Linked DNA regions of Homo sapiens: region 2 is linked to region 1. A link is a contact called in ENCODE Hi-C data. All regions are on one chromosome and are shown on one strand. The core of a region is the stretch at or near the end of the contact, and the rest is flanking DNA. Distances in the headings are between cores, read along the strand shown.

What was found. A loop is a pair of places that touch in the nucleus more often than their neighbours do. Pooled maps may share reads with other maps.
Region 2: a map with no recorded cell type shows a loop between it and region 1 (7-fold over the local background). The contact joins the enhancer-like site here to the promoter of JAK1 in region 1. A Hi-C loop is called at or near these places in 3 of 37 single-sample maps with no recorded cell type and 2 of 50 pooled maps.

Annotation. Positions count from the first base shown.
Region 1 is chr1:64,962,834-64,970,641 of GRCh38, reverse strand. It overlaps JAK1 (Janus kinase 1), which reads left to right and starts at 4,093. Exons shown (of 25, transcript NM_002227.4): 1 at 4,093-4,309. RefSeq lists a silencer at 3,869-4,748.
Region 2 is chr1:66,976,884-66,984,691 of GRCh38, reverse strand. MIER1 (MIER1 transcriptional regulator) reads right to left here. Exons shown (of 14, transcript NM_001077700.3): 13 at 2,774-2,913; 14 at 1-120. It also overlaps a transcript of SLC35D1 not described here. Among named protein-coding and RNA genes, the nearest start is that of MIER1, 56 kb to the right of the region's middle. RefSeq lists silencers at 1-119, 107-156. Within about 2 kb of position 2,836, at least 9 of the 41 ENCODE cell types and tissues checked have a DNase peak (open chromatin) inside an H3K27ac peak, as active enhancers do.

The sequences.
Region 1 (7,808 bases), core at 2,844-5,343:
CAGGTGCATGCCACCACGCCTGGCTAATTTTTGTATTTTTTTGTATTTTTAGTAGAGACAGTTTTGCCATGTTGGCCAGGCTTGTCTTGAACTCCTGACGTCAGGTGATCCACCTGCCTTGGCCTCCCAAAGTGCTGGGATTGCAGGATTACAGGCATGAACCACTGCACCCGGCCCTTTTTGTTTTGTTTTGTTTTTTTGAGATGGAATTTTTCTCTTGTTGCCCAGGCTGGAGTGCAGTGGTGCCATCTTGGCTCACTGCAGCCTCTGCCTTCCGGGTTCAAGCTATTTTCCTGCCTCAGCCTCCCGAGAAGCTGGAATTACAGGTGCCCACCACCATGCCCAACTAATTTTTTGTATTTTTAGTAGAGACGGGGTTTCACCATGTTGGCCAGGCTGGTTTTGAACTCCTGGCCTCAAGCAATCCACCCCGTCTTGGCCTCCCAAAGTGCTAGGATTACAGGTGTGAGCCACTGTGCCCGGCCGTTTTTTTTTTTTTTTTTTTTTGAGACAGGGTCTCACTCTGTTTCCCAGGCTTCAGTGCAGTGGCACCATACTAGCTCACTGCAGCCTTGATCTCCTGGGCTCAAGTGATCCTTCCACCTCGACTCCTGAGTAGCTGGGACCACAGGCATGTGCCACCACACTCAGTTATTTTTTGTATTTTTTGTAGATACAGGGTTTTGCCATGTTGCGCAAGCTGGTCTCATTTTGAACTCCTGAACCCATTTTGAACTCCTGAACTCCCAAAATGCTGGGATTACAGGTCTAAGCCACCACGCCTGGCTCAGTGACTGTTTAAAACTTTCCTCTTCTCAAACATAAAACTGAATTTCTTATCCTGTTTAGTCGGTGGCATCCAGTCGGTGGCATCCTTGGTCAGCTTATTAACCAATTCAGAAAATTTGGGAGTCATGCGAGATTCCTCTCTCTGCCTCAGTAGCCACATCTAATCAGTCACCAAGCACTGTCCATTCTATCTCCTCAGGCCTTTTGCATCTTCCTCAGTATCCTTCCCCAGTCCACTGCCTTAGATAGGCTGTCATCTCTCGCAGCTTGCAGTTTTACAATGACATGTAATTAATCTCCTTGCCCTCCAATTCATCTTCCACATTATCCCTAGACTAGTGGTTCTCAGTGGGGTGTGATTTTGCACCCCAGGGGACATTTGGCAACGTCTGAAGACATTTTTGGAAGTCACAGCTGGGAAAGGAGGAGGGTGGGGAGTTGCGGGGGGGTGTGATGGGGGAACAAGAGGACTTGCTACTAGCACCTAGTAGTCAGAGGTCAGAGATGCTGCTAAACATCCTACAATGCACAGGACACCCCCACTACAACAAGAATTTTCCAGCCCACAATGTCAATAGTGCTGAGGTTGAGAGCCCTTGCCCTAGGGTGATTCTTCTAAAACAAAAACCTTAAATCTCTCAAAAAAAAAAACCCACTATTTTATTTTAGGCAAAAGTTTTTGCATGGGATTCAACTTTTCTCATTCCCCAGTCACACAGCATATACTTATTTTTTTTTTTTAAGAGAAGGGGTCTCACTCTGTTGCCCAGGCTAAAGTGCAGTGGTGTGATCCTAGCTCACTGCAGCCTCAAACTCCTGGGCTCAAGTGATCCTCCAGCATCAGCCTCCCAAGTAGTCGGAAATACAGGCATGTGCCACCATGCCCAGCTAGTTTACCTTTTTTTTTTTTTTTTTTTTTTTGAGAGGGAGTCTCGCTCTGTCGCCCAGGCTGGAGTGCAGTGGCACAATCTCAGCTCACTGCAAACTCTGCCTCCCGGCTTCAAGCGATTCTTGTGCCTCAGTCTCCCAAGTAGCTGAGATTACAGGTTCCCGCCACCACGTCCAGCTAATTTTTGTATTTTTAGTAGAGATGGGGTTTCGCCATGTTGGCCAGGCTGGTCTCAAACTCCTGACCTCAAGTGATTGGCCCACCTCGGCCTCCCAAAGTGCTGGGATTACAGGCGTGAGCCACTGCACCTGGCCTTTGTTTGTTTGTTTGTTTTTATTTTAGAGACAGGGTCTTGCTGTGTTGCCCAAGTTGGTGTCAAACTCCTGGCCTCAAGCAGTCCTCCTGCCTCAGCCTCCCAAAGTGCTGAGATTACAGGCATGAGCCGCCACACCCAGCCAGCATATACTATTACTGCCTGAATATGCCGCTACCTCCTGACTCCTGCCTCCTGTCGGCTACTTGAAGCTTATTCTGACTTCCTCAGACTCGGCTGGGTGACTGTCTTCTGTGATCACCATTACAGGACCGGGAATCACTGAATTGTTACTTGCCTGTCTCTCTGACTGCATTGAGCATTCAGAGGTCAGGAACCTAGTCTATTTTTTTTTTCTCTGAATCTTCATCACCTAGCACAATGTCTGTTATAGACGAACAGATCTAAACTGAATCCAGGCCCTCTCCCCCTGATTCCACCCTGTGAACAGCCAGATTCGTTCGTGGGCACAATGGGTTCACTGCTGCCTTCCTGACTTTCCTTTTTCTTTACATCCTCACCTGAAATGCTGTTCTTTCACGTCTCTGTCTCCCTTCATGTCAGTCTCACCTGTTCTTTATGGTCCAGCTCAATAAAAACCCCTACCACTTCCTGAGCCCATGCCATGTGGGCTATATTATCATAGTTCACCTTCAGCAAAACCCCTTTAAGGAAGGCATTATCCCTATTTAACAGGTGAAGAAAATGATGCAAACAGCCCTGAGGTGTTGTTCAGAGTGTGGCAGATGAGACAAGACTTGCACACAAACACCCACAATGCAGGCAACCCGGGTTGCCTCCCTGTCTGCTCTGATCTCCGGTCTTCTTTGGTCCTCTTTTCTGTACTTCTGGAAGGCACTTTGGAGATCCTTTTGTCTGCTGCTCCACTGAGAATTGAGTCAACTAAGAATTGTTTAGGGCAACACAGGTGGTTACTGGTGGAGGCCAAACCTCAAATTCAGTAGTCTAATTCGGATGCTTGACTTTATTCCACACCCAGAATATCTTGCTCAGTTTCAGTTGCAGTAACTCAAGTGATCAGGAACTGTCCAGCAGGGTTAGTGAAGTCAGCACAGGTGGGGCAGCCTCTGTCCACAGCCCTGAAGCTGCAGAATTCTGACCGTGCACGGCCTCGGAGGATTTTCATCCAGGGATTGTCAGGGGGAAGTCGCTGGAGTGTTTTAAGCATGGGAGTGTGTGGAACAGATTTGAATTTTTAAAAGTTCATTGTAGAGAATTAATTGGGGGCTGGAGTGAATGGAGTGACGATTTAAGAGATGTTCGTGGTCCCTTCAGGTGAGAGATGGTGGCAGCTCGGACCGTGTTGCCGGAACATAGACAAGTGAACTGATTGGAGAGATACCTAAGGAAATAAAATTGTTAGGATTTGTCCGTGGACTGCCTACGAAGTATGAATCTTGGCTACAGTGTGACCTTGATTAAGACACTAAAGACTTAATTTGTTCCTCATGGATAAGATGATGCTACTACTTTGAGAGGTTATTAGTAAAAAATGAAAAGCGCTGTACATGCATTAGGTATCAGTGAATGTAGTTCTAATTCCTATTATGCATATGCTTTTTTTTTTTTCGTAAAGAGCTTTTAAAATACGGAATGGGTTGGATCTGCAGTAGCTTGTCCAAGCTGGGGGCTGTATTGTTAAATTCTTTTTAGTCTAGTGCTCCACTAGCTCCTCTCCTACTGAGCTGGGGTAAGAAGCGGAGCGTATACGGAGGAGGCGGGATGCATTTCTGCATCGAGCGCACAAAGGTGTGGCGGAGGGGGCTCCAGAGCTGGGAGGGGTCAATCTACGGGCGAATCCTGGCAATTTTACTCCCCGCGATAGATGACCTCGCGTCCTAGATGAGTTTCTAGATTCTAGAATCTAGAGGACGCGGTGAACAGAGACGAGTGGGGGCAGCTTCGCGAGCGAAGCCGGATGGGGGCGGGGCGGGTAGGCCGGAGGCGCAGAGTCTCCGCCGGGACCGCGACCCCGCCCCGCTTTCCGGGGCTGCCGCTGGTGACGTCGCGAGGGGGTGGGCCCGGCGGCCACGGGGGTGGGGCCGGCCGCGGGGCGGGGCGGGGCGGGACGGGAGGCGGTGCGTCGCTGAGCGCAGGCCGCGGCGGCCGCGGAGTATCCTGGAGCTGCAGACAGTGCGGGCCTGCGCCCAGTCCCGGCTGTCCTCGCCGCGACCCCTCCTCAGCCCTGGGCGCGCGCACGCTGGGGCCCCGCGGGGCTGGCCGCCTAGCGAGCCTGCCGGTCGACCCCAGCCAGCGCAGCGACGGGGCGCTGCCTGGCCCAGGCGCACACGGAAGTGGTGAGTGTCACCGGGGGAGGTGGAGGAGCCGGGGCGGCCGCGGTCGGCAGGCGAGGGGCGCGCAGCCCGGACTGGCCGGAGGCGCGGCCACCGCTCTTGGTCGGTCCTTAGGCTGCGCGGCCCGGGCTGCTCCTGAGCGCAGCTCAGGACCCCGCGGCTCGGGCGGGGAAGGCGGGGATTTCCAGCCCCGCGGAGCCGGCGGGCGGCGAGGAGGTCGCCGGGCGGGGGCCCCCGGCCGGGAGAAGAGCGGTTAAGCCAGGCCGCCCCCTCCCCCAGCGCGCACGGCAAGTTTTCATAAACAAGCCCGGAGCGCGCTGTCTGACATCCTGTTTATACCACCCCGAGATACAGGCGCGGGCTGGAGGGCTGACGTCCCTAGCTCCTTGTACCGCGAACTTGACCGCCAGCTCCCGGCCGGGGTGGCAGCGCAGAAAGGTTTTCTTCTTCGGCCCCAGGAAGGAGGCTGAGGGTCTTAGCTTTTTTCCTTCCTTGCGGTCTCAGCGAGGGAAAGTTTCTGGGATTTGGAGCTGGGTGTTGGGCGTCCGCGAACTCGGGAAACGCCCCCTCCCCTCTTAGGTTCTGTTAGGAACCAGGCCTCAGGTAGCCAGCGAGAAGTGGGAAAGGAGACCCTGGGCGAGAGGACCAGGGAAGGGGAACAGTGGGAGAGAACTACCCGGGGAATTGCGAATCCCACTGGAAAGGGACTGATTAACCGAAACTGGGGCTGGTCTCTGGCTCCCTCACTCCAACTCCATCCGCGCATCGTCGGCGACCGGGAGCATCGGAGGACTAATAGACACTCCTCCAAAGTCACTCCCCAGGGTCCCTGGGATGTGGGCTCCTTGGATGTGTGTTTACCACGGAACTTCTAGATAAAAGATGCGATGTTTGCCAGGTGTTTGTGCACACGTTTTTTGGAGGGTTTGCACTCCATGATTTCCTGTGTGTTCCTGGGGAAGGGGACCCCGTCCTTCCTGCCACTCTTCTTACTACGTGGCTGTGAGCTGCCTTCTGCCCCTGGTTGAGTACATCGCTATACATGTCATTGACACTTTTCCCCCCAAGTCATAGGGTTTTTCTCTCACTGGCAGGAATTTACAGTGGTATAAAATTGTCATTACTTCTTTCAGGGAGTAAAACATGGGTAGTTAAGTGATGAGAATAATGCAGAGAGAGATGTAAATCAGGGCGTGTTTGGTTTTGGCTATTTTTTTATTTTTTGAAGAAAAGATTTGAGTTAAATATGGGTATAGGCACAGTAGATTTTGTTTAAGATGAGCAATTCGTATTGATTGAATCTTTGTTCTTCCCTTTCCAAAACCCCATTATGTGTTGTTTCTTGATTTTGCTTTTGGTGACTCTGATGTTTTCCAAGACCAGGGGATTATTTTCATTGAAGGATCAATGTGTTCTTTTGTACTTTGTGGTGAAGATTAATGGAGACCACCAGGGTTCCAGACATTTCTGGTACAATATGCTTTGTAATGTGGAGAAAATGTCTCCCCTGTATAGATCCAGATCACATTTAAAGATGTGAAGACATCATACTGGAATGACTTTGGACATTATAAATAGGAATAATCATAACCTCTTCTTAATTCTGTATATCATATTAACTAAGTGCTTTGACTGAGTCTTAGTTTCTGCAAATAGATACAAAACTATGTTTTTTTACTGCTAGGATTGCAGTGTGATACTCCACACTGAATACAGCCAGTTTAAATGGTTTCCTCCATTTCATACTATACTAATTATTTACTACCATTGGGAAATGATTGTAGAGAATGCATAAATTAGATATAGGTAAAATAATTCAAACATTTCCTAAAATATAACTACATTTCAGTTGTTGTAATTTAGGATCTTAACATGAGCTTGGCTAAAGCCATATACTTCCGACTGAAACAAGCATTGAGAACGTGTAGGTTGATACTCATTTGTGTAGAGAGAACAAGAGAACACTAAGGTATAACTGCATAGCAAAGACCATGATCTGTGTTTTCTAATTCTCAGATTCCTCTGGTGTTTTTTTCCCCTCAAAGACACATCCCATTTTGTATGTCCTTATGTCCTGATAAGATAATAGCATGCTGTTAGAAGATTTATTGTCTGAGATGTGAATATTCATACAAATAAATTTTTCTTGTTCATTTTCACATTTAAAACCATTATTTTAAGTGGATGGGGAATTGGCTTATTAATGGAATCTCGCTGAAGAAGGAACATTGGATGTTCTGTGATTATTGTGGCTCAGTGGTATATGGAACCTTGTCATTGAACAGGAGTGTTGGAAGGAACTTTCAGATTTTTTTAGACTAGTAAGGGTATGATTTTGCACCCAATGAGATATTTGCAGTTTCTGGAGACATTTTTGGTTGTTACAACTTGGGGGAAGGGAGCGGTGCTACTGGTAGGCATCTAGTGGTTAGAGGCTAGGGATGCTACTAAACATCCTATAACGCACAAGACAGCCCCCCATCCCAAACAAAGAATTATCCATCTCAGTAGTGCCCAGGTTAAGAAGTCCTGCTTTGGAATACTGAGTAAGGAGCAAGAAGATCTGGGCTCTTGTGGCAAATTTTTTCACTTCAGGGCACCTCTTTTCTTCATTTGCAAAATGGAGATAAAAATATTCTCCCTGGTCATCTCGCAGAGTTTTGGGGGGAAGTCAGGTAAATAATGCATGGAAACTGTGACGTGCTATGCAAATCATAACTAATATGAAGAGTATTTTTCATAAGTGAATCATTAGATTTACCGGTAGTTGAGGGAACCAGGGTTAAGGCAATATGTTGAGTAAAAAGCCGCCTGTGGATGGTTTGATATTATCGAATTCTTTGTTATTCATTTTTTGGGGTAAAGGTTTTTTTAGTATACTTAGTTTTCTTATTGTCAGAACATGTACTTTTTAGCTCTATAATTTCTTTAAGCAAAGGTTATTTTTCCCATCATAACAATAAGGAGAATTCACTATAGAAAAATTAGAAAATATAGGAAAGTAGAAAATAGAGGGAACAAGTCATTCATGCTCTACTCGCTTGTCCATTTAAGCACACTCACATCCTTGCCAATTTCTTTTCTATAAGAGCAGTTAGGATTCAGAGAATGATGAGAGAGAGTAGCTGGTGACCAAGGAAGGTGTTCCTTGTTTCTGTGCCCTTCATTTCTTTCTTTTTTAATAATTACGATGTAAAGGTAAATTACATTATAGTAGGCATCAGAGACATCGGTTCATTGTTTTTATTATTATTTTTATTTTTCGAGATGGTGTCTCACTCTGTCGCCCAGTCTGGAATGCAGTGGCACAGTCTAGGCTCACTGCAACCTCTGCCTCCCAGGTTCAAGTGATTCTCGTGCCTCAGCCTCCCGAGTAGCTGGGATTACAGGCACGTTCCACCATGCCTGGGTAATTTTTGTGTTGTTTTTTAGTAGAGATGGGATTTCACCATGTTGGCCAGGCTGGTCTAGAACTTCTGATCTCAAGTGATCCGCCTGCCTT
Region 2 (7,808 bases), core at 1,587-4,086, 2.0 Mb before region 1:
TAGTATCCATATCTGCATGAAGTGGTTTCTTATTTCCACCTGTTGGTCCATTAATGTGTAACCCTTCAACTTTTACTTCCTCTTTGTTTAATATTTCACCTGGTCCATTAGATGACACTCCTAAGTTGAAAGAAATATAAATGAAACCACAATTAGAAAAAAGTTAAATTTGCAAACTATTATAAAACAGCTTGTAGTTATTGTTATCAAGGAAGCAAGGTATCAAATACATAGTCTAAATTCTTGCTCTATTACTTATAAGCTATGTCGCCTTAGGCAAATTATTTACTCTTTCTGTATCTCCATTTCATTACATATATACAATGAAGATCATAATAGATATTCCTCACAGGGTTGTTGTGAAAATTAAATAAGTTAATAAATGTAAAGAACTAAGAACAGAATTTGGCATATGTTAAAAGCATATTAGGTATATGTGACAGCAAACAAGCACTGGATCCAGCAGTCTAACTAAGCTGAATTAATGGAAAATGCAGTAAATTACTCAGATTTAACAAAAGGTTTTCAACATTCTAAAACCACGTAAAAGCAAGATGAATGCTCTTTCTTTAAAAAGCTTGAGTAAACTGCCATATAAAAGCAAGATGTCATGACTTTTTTATTCTTAATGTAAATCTATGGGAACTGTACTTTAAAAGATCACACAAGGCTGGGTGCAGTGGCTCACGCCTGTATTCCCAGCACTTTGGGAGGCCAAGGCGGGTGTATCATGAGGTCAGGAGTTCAAGACCAGCCTGGCCAATAGGGTGAAAACTTGTCTCTACTAAAAATACAAAAATTAGCCAGGAGTGGTGGCGTGCACCGTCTCCCAGCTACTCGGAAGGCTGAGGCAGCAGAATCACTTGAACCCAGGAGGCGGAGGTTGCAGTGAGCCGAGATTGTGCCACTGCATTCCAGCCTGGGCGACAAAGCGAGACTCTGTCTCAAAAAGAAAAAAAAGATGATCACACACTATTTACCTAAGTAGACTTAAATAATCTGTCATAATGTTAAAAAACTAATGCCGCACTATCCAAGCATATACTTGAAAGTGCTAAATTATTTACTTAAGTAAATACAAATTACTTAAAAAGTAAATACAAATTCTATAGTAGGTGAGAAAAGTAAAAGCAAAATTATTCTAATAAAAGAAAACAAAAGTTCATTTTAGAGTTGACTGTAAAATGGAATGCAAATTTTGGTGATAAGAAGTAAAATATAGGGTGCATCACTGAATAATTACAATTTAATTGCTTGAAAAATATTCGGCATAAAGGATGAGCCTCAAATACTGTATTCTGATAGAAGAAAATATTCTATTTTGACCAACTCAATGCACTCAAATCATGAATGCACATGGGGATTATGCATCATAATATATTGAAGAGAACAATTCTGTAGGAACAAGTCCAAAAAGCTAGCTGACGACTGTGATTAGGTCAAAAATAACTGTAAGATTTCAAAGTACTAATTAAAGCCCCATATAAAAAAGTAATATAACATTGGGATGAAAAGTTCCTTCCTTCCTTTGAAAAAGCTGGCAGTTTTGACTGTACGTAATGTTGAGTGGCTTTTGAGCTACAAGTAATTTATAAGTAACTTATGAACACTTTCCTAGCCTAACAGCATGTTCTCATCAAATAGTTTCTTAAAAAGGAAAAGAAAATGATTTGGTGTTAATATGTTAAGAACAAACAGGAAAAACAATAGTAGTACCAACTGTCTGCCTCCCTTGAGCCTATACGGTTAGTCCCAAGGTCAGAGTCTCAGCATCTTATTCTACTTCAGAATGGACGTGACAAACATTAGACATCAAGTCAATAAACCTTCTTGGACCAGGACATAGTTACTGGGCCCTAAGTTTTGTTTGTTTGGTTTATTCCTAGAAGTAGTGAGGGAACAGAGAGGGGTCATGAAATGAACTAAGCATATACACTCCAGCAGGACCAATGTGAGACCAAAGGTCAGAAGAGGATCAAGGCTTTCACAGTGTTTCTCTTCCAGTTTCTGTCAGGAAGAAGTCAGCTCTTCACTGGTACTCTCCTATCACCAGTTTCCTCAGAGGAGCTGGGGGTGGCGCTTATTACTTTCTTCTTGGAACTCTTTTACTTAAAAAGACCATTTAATCAAAGAAGAAATCAAAATAATTCTCTGGCTCTTACTACTGATCAGCACAGTGATCTCTGGTCCACTGTATATTTTAAACGGAAACACTATCTGAACCTCAAACAATTGGTATGCCTTTTTCTTCTCTTTTTCTTGGAGAGAAAAACAAATATTTCTGTAGAATATTAATATACAGGTTGATACCGGCTTTATCTTTTCTCATTATTCAAGGTTATTATGCTATCAAAGAGAACTTAAATATTCAAAACAGTGCACTTGTTACCTTACATCAAGGTATTTTGCAATGATCTGTATATCTCATGTGAAACTGCAGGGTTTTGACCTAAGAGTTAACATAAATACTTGTATCTAGGCATCAACCCAACTAGACAAGACAGGAAAAGAGATGCTACTGAAAAAGAACAAATTTCTTACAAGAAATAGTCACTGTTGACAGTAGGCTTTATTAAAATTACTTTTTAGTGATGTCCAATCACTTTGTATTCTGTTAGTATATATGTATGCTGATGTTATGTTTGTCTCATGTGTTATCATTTTTTACTTTCTGCTCTGGAAGTTTAATAGAAACCCAAACGGAATTTCCCAAGTCACTGCAAGAAAGTGTCCCTTATTATGAAGAAAGAGAAATGTTTCTCTGGTTGCTTACCATTTTGATTAGCAGTGCTTACAGTGCCATCTTCTTTCTCAGACTGGCTGTTACTACTGTTTGATGCAGTTGGGGGAGGGGATGGTGCTCGACTAGATGCAGCACTTTCACTTTCGTCTAGAAGACGATCCATGTAATCCCTTAAAATTAATAAAACAATTTTTATATTAAAAAGAGCTGAAAATTAAAAATTAGTTGAGGTTAAATTCAGAAGGCTTTCTTAACAAATATATCCTAATATTCACTTAACATTCATTCCAGTGCTTCATCTATCATACCAGGATCTGAATATTTAAATGAAAAGCTCCTTTTGGTTACATGTTTATAGGAAAAATGCATAACGGCTTTAAAGTAACAAATTTTAGAGACCCATAGGAAATTTTAAAGCTTGTAAAGTTGTAGGCAGGTGCTCAGAGTGGCCCAACTAGAACTGGAAGATCTCTTAACTGAAGTGATAGGGGTGATGTCTAGTAAAAGTACAAAAGAATTTCTGTACAAACATAGATTGAATTTTAAAGCTCCTAAAGGCGATACCTAAAAGACAAATTTGAGCCTAACAAAAAGGACTGATTACCTCCTAAAACCTTCCTGGATATTTTTGGTATTATATTTCTGCCAGATCTGAGCTATAAGATGCTAACTAAATTCCTGGGATTATCTGCTGGTTTTATCCTGTCACTTTCTCATTGTATGTGAGCTCATTTCTTCTCTAAATCATTCCTGAACTACGTAACTGTGGTTAAGTGACATTGGTGAGCAGATCTGGGATAGAGATTTGTCTCTCTCAGGTTTAGTGTATCACCTACAAAATGTAGATAAATCATATGTCTAACACACATGGTTATTGTATTATATATGTACATAAAAATGTTTCATAATCCAAAAAGTGCTACTAAACCACTAGAATAAAAGTCAGCCAACTATAGCCTGTGGGCTGGCCATCTGTTTTTTGTAAATAAAGTATTATTGGAACCCAGCCACACACCTTTGTTTACATAGTGTCTATGACTGCTTTCCTGCAACAACTGCACAACTGAGTAGTGTGATTAAGTCCTTTCTTACTACAGAGCATAAAATATTTATTCTCTACCTGTTACAGAAAAAGTTTGCTGATACTAGATACTGCACTAGAATTCCCCAAGGTCAGGAATTTTTAGTCTACTTTGTTTATACCTGCACCACTGGTACCTAAGTTGTGCAAGGCACAGAACAGAAAGAAACTCAATAAAATTCTAATTGTGTTATTTATCTTAAAATTCCTTCAGCATAAGTATGATAGAAATATTAAGACAAATCTCTTAGAATTTTGTGAGCAGGGTAAATAAGAAGGAAACAGTGGAAGCTCTGAGGAATTTTCTGAAAGTCTGTGTTAATAGTCTATAATATGCTATTAATTGTAGTTATCTCAACCTATATGGTCATCACTGTCTCCTAGGTTATAGGGATTTAACAAATATAGGGATGTGATACCTGACTTCAAGAAACTTCTAATAGTCTGAGGTATAAAACTAATACATATCTCAGAAATGTATATGACCATGACCTATGCAATTTACATTCTATGCCTTATTTTCCTCATCTATAAATGAAGGGAATTCAATTAGATGGTCTTGAATACCTATAAATCTATATAGAATTAAATTAGATGGTCTTGAAGACTTCTTCAGCTTTATGCTACTCATCATAATTATAGAAAAATTACATAACAAATTTGAAGCACACAGAAATAAGTGTGGTGAGTCCCAAAGGGACTTCAGGTGCTAAGGCTAACAGAAGACACATGATGAGGAATTGTTGGAAATAAATACGTTATAGTGGGAATGGATAATATGAAGGAAGTTAAAAGCCAAAGCAAGGCCGGGTGTGGTGGCTCACGCCTGTCATCCCAGCACTTTGGGAGGCCGAGGCAGGTGGATCACCTGAGGTTGGGAGTTTGAGACCAGCCTGACCAACATGGAGAAACCCTGTCTCTACTAAAAATACAAAATTAGCCGGGTGTGGTGGCGCATGCCTGTAATCCCAGCTACTCGGGAGGCGGCGGCAGTAGAATCACTTCAACCCGGGCGGTGGAGGTTGCAGTGAGCCGAGATTGCGCCACTGTACTCCAGCAGCCTGGGCAACAGGTTGAGACTCCGTCTTTAAAAAAAAAAAAAAAGCCAAGGCAAAGGAAACAAGAGTTGATATCAAAATTATTTTTAATTTCTGGATATAGTCATAATTCTGTGAAAGGATAGTAATTATTATTATCATTGTTTCCTAAAGATTAATAGCATCCAGAATATTCAGGAAAGGGCAGAATCAGACAAACCATCCAGAAAGTTGAAGCAGCATTCAGGTAATCAAAGTTATGCTGAGTTAATGTTTAGTTTTTGGAAAAATTATTTGGAAAGCTGAGTATTCTACAATGAAATCTCCAATAAGGTTCCCAATTCTTCCAGGTAGTAAATAGGGACAATGTGTAGCAGAATCTTTCAAAGGCTGTTTGTAGGCAGAAAAGGGGAAAATGTGTTTCATCCTGGTGAACAAATGACTTTCAGGATAATGTGCTCTGAATTATGGATTTTGACCTAAAAAGAAGGATGAGAAAATTCACTCAAATTTCTCTCTAAACACATTAGCTTAATGTTTTATGAAGTCACTTAAAGTGCAGCTATTAACAGAAAGAGATGGTAATGGAAGCAAACCAGAAAAATTTATCCCCATCTGGAAAGAAATGTAGTTTGGTCACTGCTTCTTACAGAAGACATAACACAGCTAAAAGGGAAGAGTCTCAGTAAAAAAGTATGATTCTTTCAGTTAAATAAACTTTATAAAAAAAAAACAACCCAGTGGGGCTACAACTGAAGCCTACAAAACCATGGTATTCCTGCCTAAGGGAAAAAACACATTAGTTCACGTCATACCATTATACCAGGTGACCACTATTAAGATATTGTTTATTTTTAACTGTGGCCACTCTACCTAAAGAATATTTAACCTTAAGAGTCATTAAAGTTACAGATAAAAGTATCTTCAAAAAGTTTTCAGAAGCTATGGGGAGATCAATAGAGAAATTAGAACATTTGGTGGCACATCCCTACCTAACCTGTTGATCTTGACATCACAGAGGACCAACTAAGCCAGCCCACACTTTGGTGATGCTTTCTGAAAGAGAAAACTGGATGAACCATGGGTCTGACCCAGCATGGCCATTCTTATGTTGTTACTGCTGATGATTACAGACTGAATGTAGCTCACGTGTGAACATTATTTCTGAAATGGTTGAAAAAAATAAAAGATGTTACTATTGCTTTTCCCTATATAATACCTTGAAAATCATGACTATTTTAAGATATATCTGCAGACTAGATGCTGTATCTAATTCTATATTATTATGCTTGAATACTACCAATGGAAAAAAAATTAACTATAAATTTAACATTAAGCAATTAGATAAAATTTGCAATACTGCTATTTATGAAATTCCACTTTAGCAATCACCAGCTTTGAATAATGGGGGATGATGTACACACTCCATTGTCCCATGATTTCCAAGGGTGAATCATACCCATTTATTCTCTTTCAGATTGTTTTACTGTGGGCTTTAGAGCATTTGACCTTCTAAGGAAGTGACCAGCAGAGATACCTACCTATAAATGAACTTGATCAAGAAACAGTGCAGTTTAGGAGTCTGAAGAGCAAGATCAAATAAACATACAAGCACATCTTTTTTTTTTTTTTTTGGAGATGGAGTTTCGCTCTGTTGCCCAGGCTGGAGTGCAGTGGTTTGATCTCGGCTCACTGCAACCTCCGCCTCCTGGGTTCAAGCAATTCTTCTGCCTCAGTCTCCCGAGTAGCTGAGACTATAGGCGTGCACCACCACATCAGCTAATTTTTGTATTTTTAGTAGATATGGGGTTTCACCATGTTTGTCAGGCTGGTCTCAAACTCCTGACCTTGTGATCCACCCGCCTCAGCCTCCCAAAGTGCTGGGATTACAGGAGTGAGCCACCGCACCTGGCCCAAGCACATCTTTCGAAGGTAATTATTTGGTCAGCTTTAAGAACATCTTTACTGGAGTACATTGACAAAGTCAATTTTTTTTTATTTTTATTTTTTATTTTGCATTATTTTTTTATTCTGTAAACATTAGGGAATAATTAAGGATAGCACTGTAAAGTTAATTCCATCATAACAATTAATCACCATTTTAAAGCAATTCATGAAAGACAAGGGGTTCAATACTCTTTTCTGTTTAAGTAACAAATTGCCAGTGGTAGTGGAATGTTTCACTCCAAAGCTAGACTGAATGAGGTGTAGACAATAAATTCTCTTAACATGGGAATAAATTAGGCATATCAGACATTTTACATAAAGAATGGATACAACAACCCATATCTGTGTCAATGGGACTACACTAGAGTTACATTACTAATTCTTAAATATTACTTGTTAGAGGAAAGATTCAGGAAAGCTAGGAAAAGGAAAGTCACCATATACATGTTTTTTTTCCTCTATAAAAAAACTGTATGCTGGGTACAGTGGCTCACTCCTGTAATCCCAGCACTTTAGGAGGCTGAGGCAGGTGGATCATTTGAGGTCAGGAGTTCAAGACCAGCCTGGTCAACACAGTGAAACCCCGTCTCTAATAAAAATTCAAAAATTAGCCAGGCGTCATGGCAGGCACCTGTAATCCCAGCTACTCGGGAGGCTGAGGCAGGACAATCGCTTGAAGCCGGGAGACGGAGGCTGCAGGGAGCTGAGATTGCACCACTGCATTCCAGCCTGGGCAACAGATTTGAGACTACATCTCAAAAAAAAAAAAAGAAGATTAAAACTGTATGTGCTTATACTGAATGGAACTGAATTTAAGAAAAACATGCTTTCACAGCTGTTCTGATCCATTTCTTCTCAACAGTGTATTAAAAATATACATTCTAAATCTTGCTTTAATGATATGCTTGTCTCATACATAATATGAACTGTAGTTTACAATATTTCATAAGACACTGAAAAGTCTAAATGCCTTATTTATGAAGATATAATAGATGGTAAA